Regions from separate parts of the Homo sapiens genome. Here region 2 is linked to region 1. A link is a contact called in ENCODE Hi-C data. All regions are on one chromosome and are shown on one strand. The core of a region is the stretch at or near the end of the contact, and the rest is flanking DNA. Distances in the headings are between cores, read along the strand shown. Region 1 has its middle 33 kb from the start of MIR548G. Region 2 overlaps LINC02507 (long intergenic non-protein coding RNA 2507).

The links. A loop is a pair of places that touch in the nucleus more often than their neighbours do. Pooled maps may share reads with other maps.
Region 2: a loop to region 1 is called in a map of IMR-90, with 2.4 times the contacts of the local background. The contact joins two enhancer-like sites. A Hi-C loop is called at or near these places in 2 of 168 maps with a recorded cell type or tissue (IMR-90 and chondrocyte) and 4 of 50 pooled maps.

Annotation. Positions count from the first base shown.
Region 1 is chr4:147,307,529-147,315,120 of GRCh38, forward strand. No RefSeq gene overlaps it. Among named protein-coding and RNA genes, the nearest start is that of MIR548G, 33 kb to the right of the region's middle. Within about 2 kb of position 4,968, at least 5 of the 41 ENCODE cell types and tissues checked have a DNase peak (open chromatin) inside an H3K27ac peak, as active enhancers do; they include IMR-90, where a contact is called at or near this core.
Region 2 is chr4:147,575,038-147,582,629 of GRCh38, forward strand. All of the region lies in intron 3 of LINC02507 (long intergenic non-protein coding RNA 2507), which reads left to right. Among named protein-coding and RNA genes, the nearest start is that of LINC02507, 9.1 kb to the left of the region's middle. Within about 2 kb of position 3,079, at least 3 of the 41 ENCODE cell types and tissues checked have a DNase peak (open chromatin) inside an H3K27ac peak, as active enhancers do; they include IMR-90, where a contact is called at or near this core.

The sequences.
Region 1 (7,592 bases), core at 3,718-6,217:
CATCAATGATAGACTGGATAAGGAAAATATGGCACATATACACCATGGAATACTATGCAGCCATAAAAAGGATGAGTTCATGTCCTTTGCAGGGACATGGATGAAACTGGAAACAATCGTTCTCAGCAAACTAATACAGGAACAGAAAACCAAACACCACATGTTTTCACTCATAAGTGGGAGCTGAACAACGAGAACACATGGACACAGGGAGGGGAATGTCATACACTGGGGCCTGTCAGGGGGTGTGGGGCTAGGGGAGGGATAGCATTAGGAGAAACACCTAATGTAGATGATGGGTTGATGAGCACTGCAAACCACTGTGGCACATATATACCTATGTAACAAACCTGCATGTTCTGCACATGTATCCCAGAGCTTAAAGTATAATTTTAAAAAAAAATTTACATTACATCTGTTACTTTACATAATGATAATGCTACACACATCAAGGTTTCACACAGCTAAAATCAAGAAAGATCTAAGTAGAATAAATAGTTCACAATTCTGTCTTTTGAAATCTTTTGTAACTGCTCGTGTACTTACTCTTCAGGTGACTCAAACATGAGGATTACCAAATAGGCCAAAAATGCAGAAGGCTCCAAAGTAAGTAAACCTGTGGTGAAGATTTAAATAAGATTTTTCCATCTTTTGTTTCTTCCAGAAAGAAAAGTCAAAGGTTCATGTTCTCTTAAAACAGAACACAAACTTTCAAGTCTTTTCAAGTCACGAATTTTAAGCTGCCCTAAATAACTTAAAAATGAAAGGACATGTGCTTTCCTGCAGTATGTTTCTATATTGTCTTCATGAGCTGAGACAAAACCAGCAGTATTTACAACGAATTCCAGGTCTTAGTGGTATGGAAACTTACCCTTCAACCATCCACAAATGAGAATCACTCAGGCAGCTAAAATGACTTCTCAGGTTAACATAATCTTCCAAGGCCATGATGGGACTGTCCATAGCCTTCTCTCCACTGTACGCATGAGGAAGCAGCCATTATTAACAGCCCTCCTTTTTTGCAGCATTAGACAGTAACAGGCCCATCCTGAGCTTATTTGCAGAGGACAGCTATGAAAACACTTCCAAAGATATTCACTCCAGGCTAGAAAATACTCTTTCCCCACTAGCGTGAAGATTCATATTGTGCACTAGTAAATCTCTCTGCAAGTGTTCATCATGACGATGTACCCAGAAAGGAGTTCTAAGTTGTGATGAGCATCCTGCAGCAGTTTCAGGGAATCGTGGACGAAAAAACATGCCTCCTTAAAAAAACAAGCTACTGCAAAACATCAAAGCAGATCAAATTCATTCATGTGAAATATAATTGTTCATGGGAGTAAATAAAAAAGGACTAAGGTCTCATGCAATTTCTTAAAATTTCTGATTTTCACTTTATATAATCTCCTCAGTGCTTTCCATGAAACCAAACTGTCTAGCCATTAATATTCATAAACAACTTTCATTGTCAAGTTTGTTCCTAAATTTGAAGGATTAACAAATTCCCAGATGATGCCCACACTGCTGGCCCAAGGACCACACTCTCTACTACCCTAGAGAATTTCCCACACAACAATGTCTTTTGTCAACAATTGTTCTGTGCTGTAGACATCTTTATAAAGGAGGTACAGAGGCAGTAGATGGCAAAAGTAGGCTATGGTAAAATGGAAGGTAAAGCACATTAGTGGGAAGAAAAAGATGGTGGGTAGAAACCAAGTAGGAAGAGAACAGAAAATATCTCAGGCATGCACCAACAAAATAGTGAAGTGGAAATACCTATTTTTAGTCACATGGACAGAGGTTCAAACCCTATATCTGGTGCTATGCATGGTGCTTATCTGGTGTAACATATATATTCTAATTCCTATTCTTATCTGCAAATGGGGACAATACTTTTCACTTGGGGTTGTATGTGTTCGATGTGGGAAATATATCAAAGCACTTAGCTCATAGTAAGAAGCAGTAAAGAAATACAAAAGGTTTTTGTACACAGTGCATGAATTTGAGAGCACAGAGAGAAAAGCTTGGATCATTTTCCCAAGCTTCCTTTATTTATTTTTTTCCCCGTAAGTACCGTGATGTCTCAACAAAAGAGGGGGAAGTCAGCACCTCCTGGCTGGGTTTTCAGGAATGCACAGTTCTCAAGTACAGTAGTTGTACTTTCTTTTTCTGGATTCTATTTCCATTCCCAAGTATACGTGATTATGGAATCATTTCATCTATTATAAAAGACAGCAGCTTTTTATTTCACATGAAAAATACTAAATTAGTTTTAAACAGTTTGGGTTTTGGGGAGTGGGGGACAAGACACCAGGGGATAAGTTAAAAAGTTACATTGTATTTTGAGAGGCCAGAATCAAAGGAAGTCTCAAGTTGCTTTTGAGTCTAGTGTCATTCTTCCATCCGCACAAAACTTTGTCAGTGTGTTTTGATTCAATCCAAGTTCTTTTCTCCTTGATCTGTAACTACTGAAATGAATTATTGTTTTTCATTTTGTTATTCCCATCTGTGATAATTTTACCTTCATGTGATAATACTTGATTCTTAATTAATATTCTACCAGATTTAGAATAAAAATCAATACTACTTATGTTATCAAAATTAACATAACGGCCAATAGCCATTGATTGAACATCTCCTATGTGCCAGGCATTATAAATGTGTTTAAGAGATTTGGGGACATCTTTCCACAGTCATCAAAGTTCAAAGGAGCCTAACTGATAGTCCCCTCTTCACCGAATTTGACTTGGACTAATTATTTCTCATGACAGATCATGTTCACAGGCCATAAATCACATCAGTTAACCCCATGGTTGTTATCAGCAACTGGATCCTCACCCAGAAGATAATTATTGATCAACACAGACCACTGGTATCTCTGTGGCCCCTGTCACTCCACCCCAAGTCTATTCATGACCATCTCAAGGCACAGAGGCTGCTTTATGAGGACGTGATGACAGCAGGGTCCTATCTGCAGCCTTCCCTGCAGGGATGTGCGAAAGTGAAAGGGCACGGCCTTTCACCTTTAAATCTCCACTGGCTTCTTGCCTTCGTTCTACAAATATGCTCTTCTTTGTTTCCTTGAAAGAAATCCCTTTGCTCCATTTTCTTCTCTTTTCTGCCTTCCCTGGACTCCTTTCACTGTTTATGCCTAAACATGTATAAAGGTAATCCTAAGATTTATTGGCCACCAATTATGAATAAGATATTTGAACATATTTAACCCTCCGAAAACAGGTAATGATGAAAATACGTTCAGAAAATTTCTTCACTAAAATCCAAACTCATGTTTGATGCCAAGACCTGTGTTTTGCTTCCCACACCTCCTAGAGGTGTCCACACCAGCTTAATCCCTTTTCTTACCAGGCCAGAATAGCCAGACCAGTTTTCTTTAGAAAATCAGCATTTGTAATTTTCAATATGAAGTTGGGCTATGAAACGTAATTATCTTTCCTATGTGGTTCTTGATTGGCTAGAAGTACCTTCATACAAGGTTATAAGGTGTCAGGGCCACCTTCTGGAATGTTTCCTTGGAGGACATAGCCATGTAATTTGGAATCTCTACAGAATCCTTGATGGAAAGAAGAAGAAAACTTTAAACAGAAAATAGCACCATGAATAAATCTTGGAGAGAAACAGAAAGAGGAGGGAAACAGGAGCAGAGGGAGATGAGAAGTAGAAGGTTAGTAGGGTCCTTTATTTCTAAGCCCAGTATGCGTTTTAATTTAGTGGCTAAGTCCACTTGGTTTGCCCCAGCCAAGGGTGGTAGATTTCACCTAGAACTAAAGCTCCAGGCCCCTTGCTTCTGACTGGGTTGGCACTCTCCTGCCTCAGGACCTTTGCACATAGCCTTCCCTCTACATGGATTGCTCTTTCCAAATACCCACATAACTCTCTTTCCTCTCTAGGGACCTTAACTCATCTGTCATTTTCTCAGTGAGGGCTTCTTCATTTCTATTTTTGAAATTGCAACAACACTCTCTCCTCTATCATCTTCTTTTTGACTGCCTTATTTTTCTCCATGGCACTTATACACTATATAATTCACTTTTTTAGTTTTTATTTTGCTTATTCTCATCCCTTCCCACTAGAATGGAACGTTCATGAGGATAGGGATTTTTGTTCACTGCTGCATCCTAATGCCCAAACTGAACTTGGCATTCCATAAGTGATGTTAAACATTTGTTGAATGAATGAATGCATTTGAAGGTAAGTGACCCTCCACCTAAGTACTCACACTGTACAGCTATTTAGTAATGCAATATATGTGGGGCAAAGTTGGGTTTTCCTTTTAGTGACTAAGCCCCATCTTAATTCAGTGGGGCACCTTTTACTTGGTCCTGGGCCCATAAGTCACCAGGAATATTTTTATTTCAGAATTATACGTTACTGCTGGGTCTTGAAGCTGGTTCTTAAGGCACCTCTGCTCTAGGCACTTGAGAGTATTTTGAAGACAAGATAAATGTTCACAGCGCTCATATCGTGAACAGTAGAGATGAGAGCAGCTGTGTAAGAAACCAGAAGTAAACTATTCTCAGAGTCAAGGATAAAGGGCTGGAATGGCTGTTCTCAATTTGCCTTATCATTTTCAGATTACAAAATCTTAGTCCCACAGGCCATAAATTATAAGGTTGGCTGTATCCAAAGCCCTCATGATATCATCACATTGCCATGTTAATTAGTGAATACCCTAACTGTATAGAAAGCAGAAGTGCATCATTGTGTATTTGGTGCTGTTTAGTGAGCATTATAATCATTTTTCTCTAAAAATCTAAAGGTTCTACAAATTTGGAGGGATTGGTTTGGGGTGTTTTTTTTTCAATTTTCGAAACGTTTTAGTATATTTGGTTTGAAACTCAATAAAAGGAAGATTTTTAAAAGTCATACCCCATTGGCCTTTCCCAAGAACAATTTATACTGGAGTCTGTCTGCGGGGGTTAAACATGGAGTGTGCTTACAGCTCAGATTTCACAAGAGGGAAATGTGTGGAGTGTCTCCCAGGAATGTCAAGCCCAAGAAGCTGAAAGGCGACTTGAGAAAAATTAAACATGGGCACATTTTAGTTGTATTTTATTACAAAGCAAACAGGAAGTCCAACATTAAATGTAACAGCGTCACATGAGATCCAGTCAGAAAGGCTTTCATTTAATAAAACCATGGTAAAGTTATAGAAATGTCACTAGATGGTTGAAAACCTAAAAGATAATTATAGTGAAAGATTATTTTTAAAGTTTAATAAAATTAGTTAAACAATGGGTTGAACCCTGGGGGCAAATCCAGCTTTGCAAGCAACCTCAGTCCCTGGAGACGTTCCCAGGACCTCTCCTGAAGTCAAGCAGCAGCTTCTTGCCTCTTGTCTGGTGAATTAAGGTAGCTTCGTAGCGGTTCACAAGAAGCCAGCCCGAAAACTGTGAGGTGCTAATTTAAAATTGACCACATATTTGAAAGCAACTGAAGTTTCTTATATGGGTAACTGGAAGAGACTGAGTAATATATATTGTGGGTGAGGCTTTTACTCTAATTTAGAACCTTATAAATTTAAAAAATGGGATCACTAAATAGATTGCTGGTGGACACTGATGTTTCCCAATGGGTGGTCCTAAGACCACTCAGCCAGATTCACAGGATGGGGTGGGTGTGGGGACTGAGAATGTGCTTGTTAAAAATGTAAAACTCTAAAACTTAGCATAGACCTGCTGAATATGGAATTTCTGAGAGTGGCTTCCTGGAATCACCAGACTTCGCATACTTCTGATGCTTACTAAAGTGTAGAGCTAACACTAGAGTGGGTTTCAACCTTTGCCACATGTGGAAACACCCAGGAAGCTTTGAGAGTGAAGCCTGGTCCAACCTCCAGAAACTTTGTTGAATTGTCTGAAGTACAGCCTGGGCATCAGGATTTTTGAGAATCATCTTTAGATGATTCTAATATTGAGGTAAAATATATAATTACTGCAATAGAATCTCTTCTGAATAACAGCCTCCTCTTTCTTATTGTGTAGAAATAAAACATGAATCATAAGATGGTTATGATCAAATAGGCAAAGTTCTTTGACTTATTTCCAAAAAAATCGTTAACAAGTTGAAATTAATCTCTGATTATATGGGGCAACCCGAGGACCTGAGACTACAGTGGGTCAAATAACTGTCTAAGGTGTGAGTAAATCCTTTTAGACAAGAAAAAACATCTGAGCAGAAAACTGTAGATATTAAAATCCCTGGAGATAAGCCAGAGAAACATGGATTTCATGGATCTGCTAGAAACCTTCTCTCTTCAAAGTTAGCAAAGGAATTGGGTGAAACATTGAAATGTGTGGCCCCTTTCAAGCACCATTCAGCATGCCTTTAAACCTTAATTATGTTCTTTATAAGTTGAGTATACCAGGGGTTAATGATAATATCCAATATTGATTGACCTCTTACTATGTGTCAGGCACTGTGTGAAGCCCTTTCAATGCATTCTGTTACTTATTGCTACATGGTAAGTATGATTATGACCCCATTTCACAAAAGAGAAAACTGAGACTTAGTGAGGTTAAATGTCCAAGGTTACACAGGTTTTAAGATCTTCAAAGCCTATCTTCTTAATCTATATTGATAGTATCACAGATTTAAATAAAGACCCAGTATTACTCAGTAGTAGTAACACACATAAAAAAATAAAAAGGGGAATCGATTTATTTCTCTCCAAAAAGTGGTTCTTCAATCATACCTGACTACCCCAGCTATGATGAATGAGCCCTATTCCCTGAAGTTGCAAATGCCTTTGTAAGTACAGGAAACCTAAAATTGTCTCAGTGAATCCCACCTTCCCTGGGGGTCTGTTAGTGACCAATTTGTCATGGAAGGTACAGTCTTCTATTTTTAAACTACAGATCAGCTCTCAGAAAAATCCCATAACGTGAAGGAATGAAGGCTTTGTTTGAAAACTGGAGAGGAAAACCCAAAGATCTATTGAGAGAATAAGGCACAAAATGACATGGGTTAGAGGTCATTTGCCTACTCAATGTGCATCCAGGTTCTTGAGCGTTCTCTTGTCTGTGTGACTGATGATCTCCATGATATCCCCATTGCTGAAATGGATCTTTGTCTTACTCAACATTTAGAGGATAGATTCCTTTTTAAGGCTTCTTTCTCAAGTGAATTTGCTTCTAGAATGCATTGTCAGATTATTTTTTAATGTTTTAAAGTGTTATAGGAGGGTGGGCTTACAATACTTTTAAAAATAATAATGTTGATACCCAGCAGACCTGTGACCCACTTTAATCATCTTGGGGAAAGGTGAACTCCCCATGGCTCTTCCATCTCAAATGAAAGCCCTGTGGGTAATAAGGGAGTGAGTGGGAGATGCAAAAGCATTGCTGATTTCTGCAGTCAGTTCCTGTCATCCTTTCTTCAGCTAGATATTTTTAGCCTAAGAGGGAAAGCCAGGAGTCCTGATTTCTTGTCCCTTTTCCATTTCTGGTCACCATGGTCTGAGAAAATTGCTGCCCCCCTGGATTAGTCCTTTTCTCTCAGAAATGGAAATAATGATATCATGTTTTTGCCACTTAATCCCAGTGATAATGCTAGGGTTAATGGGAATGTTTGGA
Region 2 (7,592 bases), core at 1,829-4,328, 270 kb after region 1:
GGGTTTCACCATGTCGGCCGGGCTGGTCTTGGACTCTTGGCCTCATGTAATCCGCCTGCCTCGGCCTCCCAAGTTACTAGGATTACAGGTGTGAGCCACTGCACCCAGCCTAAATGTGATGGTTAATTTTATGTATCAACTTTACTGGGTCATAGGGTGTCCAGATATTTGGTCAAACATTATTCTGGGTGTTTATGTGAGAGTGTTTTTTGGTGAGATTAACATTTAAATTGATAGGCTAAGGAAAAATTACCCTCCCTAATGTGAGTGACCCTCACCTAATCAGTTAAAGGGCCTGATCCGAATAAGAAGGCTGACCCTCCCCCAAGTAAAATAATTCTTTCCGCCTGGCAATCTTCAACATGGGACACTGGCTTTGTTTCTGTTTTGTTTTGTTTTTTTTAGATGGAGTTTCCCTCTTGTCGCCTAGGCTGGAGTGCAATGGCATGATCTCCACTCACTGCAACCTCCGCCTCCAGGGTTCAAGTAATTCTCCTACCTCAGCGTCTTGAGTAGCTGGGATTACAGGTGCACACCACCACGCCCAGCTAATTTTTGTATTTTTAGTAGAGACGGGGTTTCACCATGCTGGCCAGGATGGTCCTGAACTCCTGACCTCAGGTGATACGCCTGCCTTGGCCTCCCAAAATGCTGGGATTACAGGCATAAACCACCATGTCTGGCTGACACTGGCTTTTCTCCTGCCTTAAGACTCAAACTCAAACTCCTGGATGTTGAGCTTGCTGACCTTTAGACCAGAATTACACCATCAGCTCTCCTGGTTCTCAGGACTTTAGGTTTGGGCTGAAACTAAAGCATTGGCTCTCCTTGGTGTCTGAAAAATGTCCTCCCTTATGACTTTCTCCCTTACCTTCTTCATTCACCTCTACTCTCAGATATCACCTTGGCTGACTGACCTCTCCCCACAAGATCTTGGGATTTGCCAGCCTCCATAATTGCATAGGCCAACTTCTTATAACTAATGTTTCTCTAAAGAATGCTGACTGAAACAGTGACATAGTCATGTGCAGTCTTATGTTCTAATATAGTCTTCCTATTAGAGATAAAATTAAAAAAAAAATTCTGACTCTCCTGTGTTTCAAAATGCACCTTGATTTTTTGTTTTCTTTCTTTCTTTTTTTTTTTTTTTTTTTTTAAGATAGAGTCTCACTCTATCACCCAGGCTGGAGTGCAGTAGCACACTCACAGCTCACCACAGCCCCGGCCTCCAAGGCTCAAACAGTCCTCCAACCTCAGCTTCCTGAGTAGCTGGGACCACAGGAAGGCACCACCATGCTCAGCTAATTTATTTATTTTTTGTAGAGATAGAGTCTCCCTATGTCACCCAGGCTGGTCTTGAACTCCTGGACTCAAACAATCCTCCTGCCTCGGCCTATCAAGGTGCTGGGATGACAGGCATGAGCCACTGCGCCTGGCCCAAAAGGCACTTTCAAAGTAATTTTATTAGATTTTTCCAGCTGCTAATACAAATCATTTGGTAGCACCACCATAGATCAGACACATTAAAAAACAAAGAATAAGTGTGAAATCCCAAAAGTGATCACCAATATGAACACTACAATATTCTAGTTGTTTTCTATTGAATTAGGAGATTGAGTTCCTGCACTGGTAAATTTTATTACTAGATCATAAGTCCTCTGGGAAAGCAGGTCAGCTTAGGGTATGGGAAGAGAAATCAGAGTCTGATAAAAAACAGCAATAATCAGCATTTGTTTGGTGTCTACTGTACGCCAGGCACTTTGCAATTATTCATTCATCCAACAGATATTATTGAGCACTTTTTATGTTCCTGACATTGTTCAAGGCTCTGGAGATACAGCCATGTTAAAACAGATTTGATTTCCTGTTCTCATGGAACTTACAGTTTAGAGAAGGGAGACAGACAAGTAACAAATGTTATAGAGAAAAATTAAGTAAGGTAGTGCCAGGTAAAATAAGTTCTAATTTTCGTCAGAGTTGTCAGGGAAGGTATTACCAAAGCCAAGGTGACATTTGAGAGTAGAGCTAACCAGATGTGGTGGCTCATGCCTGTAATCCCACTGTTTTGGGAGGCTGAGGCAGGCAGATTGCTTGAGCGCAGGAGTTTGAGATCAGCCTAGGTAACACAGTGAGACCCTATTTCTACAAAAAATACAAAAAATTAGCTGGGCATGGTGTTGTGCACCTGTAGTCCCAGCTACTCAGGAGGCTGAGGTGGGAGGATCACCTGAGCTCCGGAGGTCGAGGCTGCAGTGAACTGAATTGTGCCAAAACACTCTAGCCTGGGCAAGAGTGAGACCCTGTCTCAAAAGAGAGAGAGAGAGAAGAGAGCTGAATGAAGGAGGTGAGAAAACAAATTTCATATGGGGGAACATTTTTCAGACATGGGAGCAAGCAAGTACAAGGGGCCTACTGCAGATGGATGTTTGTGTGCTCAAAGAACAGCAAGGAAGCTAGGAGGGCTGGAGCAGAGTTCAGCAAGGAGACAAGTCATAGAAGAAGATAGGTCATAGAAATAGCAATGGACCAGATTATGCAGTCATAAGCATCTTTGAGACAGATAGTAATGTTAACATAAATGAGATAACTGGGATTCAGAGAGGTTTGCAATTTTCCCACCATAACTCAGCCTGTTGGAACCTGGCTTAGACCTAGGTATATGAGTCTAGAGCTCTTTTTTTCTTTTCTTTCTTTTTTTTTAGACACTGTCTCTGTTGCCTGGCTGGAGTACAGTGGCGCGATCTCGGCTCACTGCAACCTCCGCCTCCCAGATTCAAGTGATTCTCCTGCCTCAGCCTCCCGAGTAGCTGGGATTATAGGCACATGCCACTATGCCCGGCTAATTTTTGTATTTTTAGTAGAGATGAGCTCTTAATCTTCCCACTTCATTATGTTATCTTTCTCCAGAAAAAGCTTAAATCCTCTCTGATGGTTTTGTATATCCCTAGTATAGTGCTTACAGTAAATATTTGCCTTTTCTTTTTTACTAGCCAACATCACGTATCCTTCCTTTGTGGCGAGAAATCCCCATTGTGTCCGTCTTGGTTTGTCATAGTGAAATCATGTGGTTTCATATTCCTTCTTCCCAGTCTAGGCAGCTAGGGTGAGGGCATGGGATCTGAGTCAACTCGATGCCCCTTTCCTAGACTGAAACTTGAGAATGTAGTGCAAAGATGCAGGGTCAGGTGGCCACATGAGTCATCTGGCAATGCTGGTGGAGAGCATCTAGCAGGGCAATGGCAGCAGTGGCATCCTGACCGGAAGTGCCTGCAGTATGACCTTGGAGGTATTCCTAGAATCCTCCACTTTTCTTGGCCTGGTTTCCATCATTGCCAAATATTCTGTGACCCAAAAAAGTTGAGGGAGCACCTTCAGCTCCAATTATGTACTCTTGCTGAGAAAAATTGTGTAAGACTTCGGAATGCGGAAAAAAAAAGATTACTTTTTTCTCTGAAGATTTATTTTCTTTTCTAGAATGTTCTATACAGCATACTCTTCCCATGATATTGCTACCTTTTATTGTATTTCAACTATTTTACAACTCTATAATTTGTAGAGAGCCAAAAATAATACAAATGTTTCTTGTCCATACAAATGCAAATTAGTTGTATTGGAATGCAATTGATTATCACCTGTGGATAGATCAATGTTACATATGCCTTCAAATTCATGTGAGCTTTTTTTTTTTTTGAGACACCATCTGGCTCTGTCACCCAGGCTGGAGTGCAGTGGCCTGGTCACAGTTCACTGCAGCTTCGACTTCCCTGGCTCAAGTGATCCTCCCTCCTCACCCTACAGGCATGCACCACCGTGCCCAGGTAATTTTTTCTATTTTCTGTAGACACAGAGTGTGACTATGTTGCCTAAGCTGGCTCAAGCAATCCTCCCACCTCTGCCTCCCAAAGTGCTGGGATTACGAGCCACTGCACCCAGCACACTTTAGTATTTTTTATCTTCTTACATATGTGTATGGTACTTTAAATTCTACTTTCAACCTGTTGTAAGTTTTTACTGGTTCTCTCAATAGTTAATGATTTAAATAAAATCTATGCCAAGTCACATTTACTTATCCATTTAAGCATTCTTTATCTGCTTATATGTATGTATGCAGTACTTTGAATTCTTTCAACCAGTAACATTTTATGGGTTCCCTCAACAATTAGTGAGTTAACCAAAATTTGTTACATGTATTCATTTTATATTTATATCAGATGCATGATATAAACATTCACCTTTTAAAAATATTAGCCTTTTAAATCATTATATAAAGAAGATGCCTGCACTCACATGTTTATTTCAGCACTGGTCTCAATAGCAAAGTCATGGAATCAACTTAAGTGCCTATCAATGGAAGACTGGATAAAGGAAATGTGGTATATATACATCATGGAATATTATGCAGTCATAAAAAAGAATGAAGTCATGTTCTTTGCAGCAACCTGAATGGAGCTAGAGGTCATTATCCTGAGTGAAATAACTCAGAAACAGAAAATCAAATACCACATGTTCTCATTTATAAGTGGGAACTAAACAACAGGTACACATGGCCATAAAGATGGAAATAATAGACACTGGGGACTGCAAAGATGGGGAGAAGGGGAGAAGGATAAATGTCAAAAAAAATTATAACCTATTGAGTACAATGTTCACTATTTAGATGATGGGTACCCTAGAAGCCTAAACCTCACCATTACACAATGTATCCATGTAACAAACCTGCACATGCACCTCCTGAATCTTAAAATAATAATAATAATAATAATAATGTAAAAATAAATTTTTAAAAATTAGCCTTTAACAATAATGAACAGGAAAAAAAATCACATCATGGTTCTGTCTTCAGCTCAGAGGTCTCCCCTCTCACCTCCACCCACCACACACAGCCATGTACTTCATGGAACAGGAGACAAGGGCTCACCTTAGTTCTGGCCTTAACCAATTTGCTAATTCACATAGCCTCCATGGGCTTCAGTTTGCTCATCTTCAAAATGAAGAGGATGGCTTCAACACTCTACTATTTGTATTAGTCCATTCTCACACTGCTATAAAGAAATACCTGAGGCTGGGCACGGTGGCTCACGCCTGTAATCCCAGCACTTTGGGAGGCCAAGGCAGGTGGATCACCTGAGGTCAGGAGTTCGAGCCCAGCCTGGCCAGCATGGTGAAATCCCATCTCTACTACGAATACAAAAATTAACCAGACATGGTGGCATGTGCCTGTAATCCCAGCTACTCAAGAGGCTGAGGCAGGAGAATCGCTTGAACCTGGGAGGCAGAGGTTGCAGTGAGCCGAGATCATGCCATTGTACTCCAGCCTGGGCAACATGAGTGAAACTCTGTCTCAGAAAAAAAAAAGAAAGAAAAAGAAAAAGAAAAGAAAAAGAAACATCTAAAACTGGGTAATTTATTTAAAAAAAAAAAAAAGAGGGTTAATTGGCTCACAGTTCTGCAGGCTGTACAGGTTCCAGGGAGGCCTCAGGAAACTTGCAATCATGGTGGAAGGCAAAGGGGAAGCAGCCAACGTCTTACACAGCCAGAACAGGAGGAAGGCAGGGGAGATGACACATTCTGTAAAACAACCAGCTCCTAAGAGCACTTACTCACCACCACAAGAGCAGCACTGAAGGGGAAATTTGCCCCCATCATCCAATCACCTCCCACCAGACCCCACCTCAACATTGAGGATTACAATTCAACAAGAGATTTGGATGGGGACACAGATTCAAACCACATCACTATTCAACTCAGCTCTGCTTCCTTCTGATTTACTGTGTTACCTACCCTATGTCCTTTCCCCACACTATCCCTTGTGAGCTTCTCTTTCCTTTTTCCTGATACTCCTGTGTTTACTTCTCTTTATTTCACCTTCCAACATACCATGTCCTATTTTCCTACTCTTACTTTCTCAACGTTTAGCTCCTCTGTATTCAGCTTCCTGTCTCCCCACCTCCCAAAACACACACACACAACACACACACACACACACGAATACAGAGCTCTTTGTGGGAATCAAACGACTATAAAAAAAACTTGTACTTATTATAGGATTACATGGAAAAAACAAGTAATTTCCACTCAGATTTGCCCTCAATCCCTCCAGAGAAACTACCTCAAAACAAAATAAACAAGTGCTTTACTAAAAAACAAACTAGTAGAACAAACAAACCACTTTGATCCCACTGTTCAGTTTAACCCAGAGGTAGATAATAGCACAAGTAATGTGCTTTCTTTTTATTCCTCCATGATTTCTCTTGCCAGAAGCACATTCAGACCCTCAGCCTTCCCCAGAGGGGCACATCCGTGCTTACTTTTTGTTTTCCGTGGATGCTATGGTTTGAACGTTCCTCCTTCAAAATTTATGTTGAAACTTGACCCCATCATGGTAGTATTGAGAGGTGGGGTTTTTGGGGAGGTGATTAAATCATGAGAGTTCCATCCCTGTAAATGGACTAATGCCTTATAATATGGCTAAAGGCCCCATTTTGCCTTCCACCTTCTGCCATGTGAGGACATAACAAGAAGGCCCTAACCAGACACCAGATGCCAGCACCTTGTTCTTGACTTCCCAAGCTCCAGAACTATGAGAAATAATTCTCAATTGCTCATGAATTACCCAGTCTGTGGCATTTTGTTATAGCAGCACAAATGGCTACAGAAGTCCACTCAGGCCTGTGTAGTAAGACTCAGGGTGTTTTATTATTTCCTTGTGCTTCCCACAACACACCAAGCATCTGCAAAGTCAGCCTCCCTTACAGAATCTGCTGTTACGAAATGCTTTTATGTATATTTTTTTACTCAGTTTAGTTAAGAGTTCAGATGATAACTTGTCTACCCAAAGTAATGACTCAGTAAGAAAGCCAAATTAGATTCTCCCAAGAGTTGTTACCCACATTGTTGGTCAGTGTGATGTGATTTCTAAGGTTTCTTACAGCTCATAAAATGTCTTGGGGTGTTAGGAGGTTGTAGGAATTGTGTCAAACAAAGAAGGCAAGAGAAACTTCCAGGCCAAAGAAATGCATGTGCAAAGCATGGACTCTTCAAACGGCCCCAGAATTCTGGGGATGGGGATTAAGTAGTTCAATGTGGTAGCAGTAAGAGGACTGTGTAGAATGGAGGACAGGAGGAAGATAAACGCTTAGGAGGGGACAAGTCTTTAAAGATAAGAGAAAGCTCGACCGCAAGGGCCAATCTACCCCTGCACTGTCAGGGAGCTCACAAAAGGAGGCTTCTGTCCAATCTGCTGCTTTATAATTTAACGAAACATTGAGATGTGACTATTTCTCCTTTGAGCTACCCATTTAAACTAATAGCAGACAAATACTAAGAAGTCATTTGACCCTAACTGCTGAAAACTACAATTATAGAAAATGGATGTGTGGTTGGGACCTTTCATTTGTCTTTCCCCATGAAAATATGTGGGAGTGAGAATCTTTTCTTCCCCATATTCCACTTCCTCCCAGCACCTAGAAGTCATTGAGCAATCATCATCAGAAATAAACATGCATAATTGCAATAACCTTTAAATACTTTATGGTGTATTAATAACTCAAGAATTTGGGACAAGCCCTGAACAAACACAAGGCAGCAGGTTT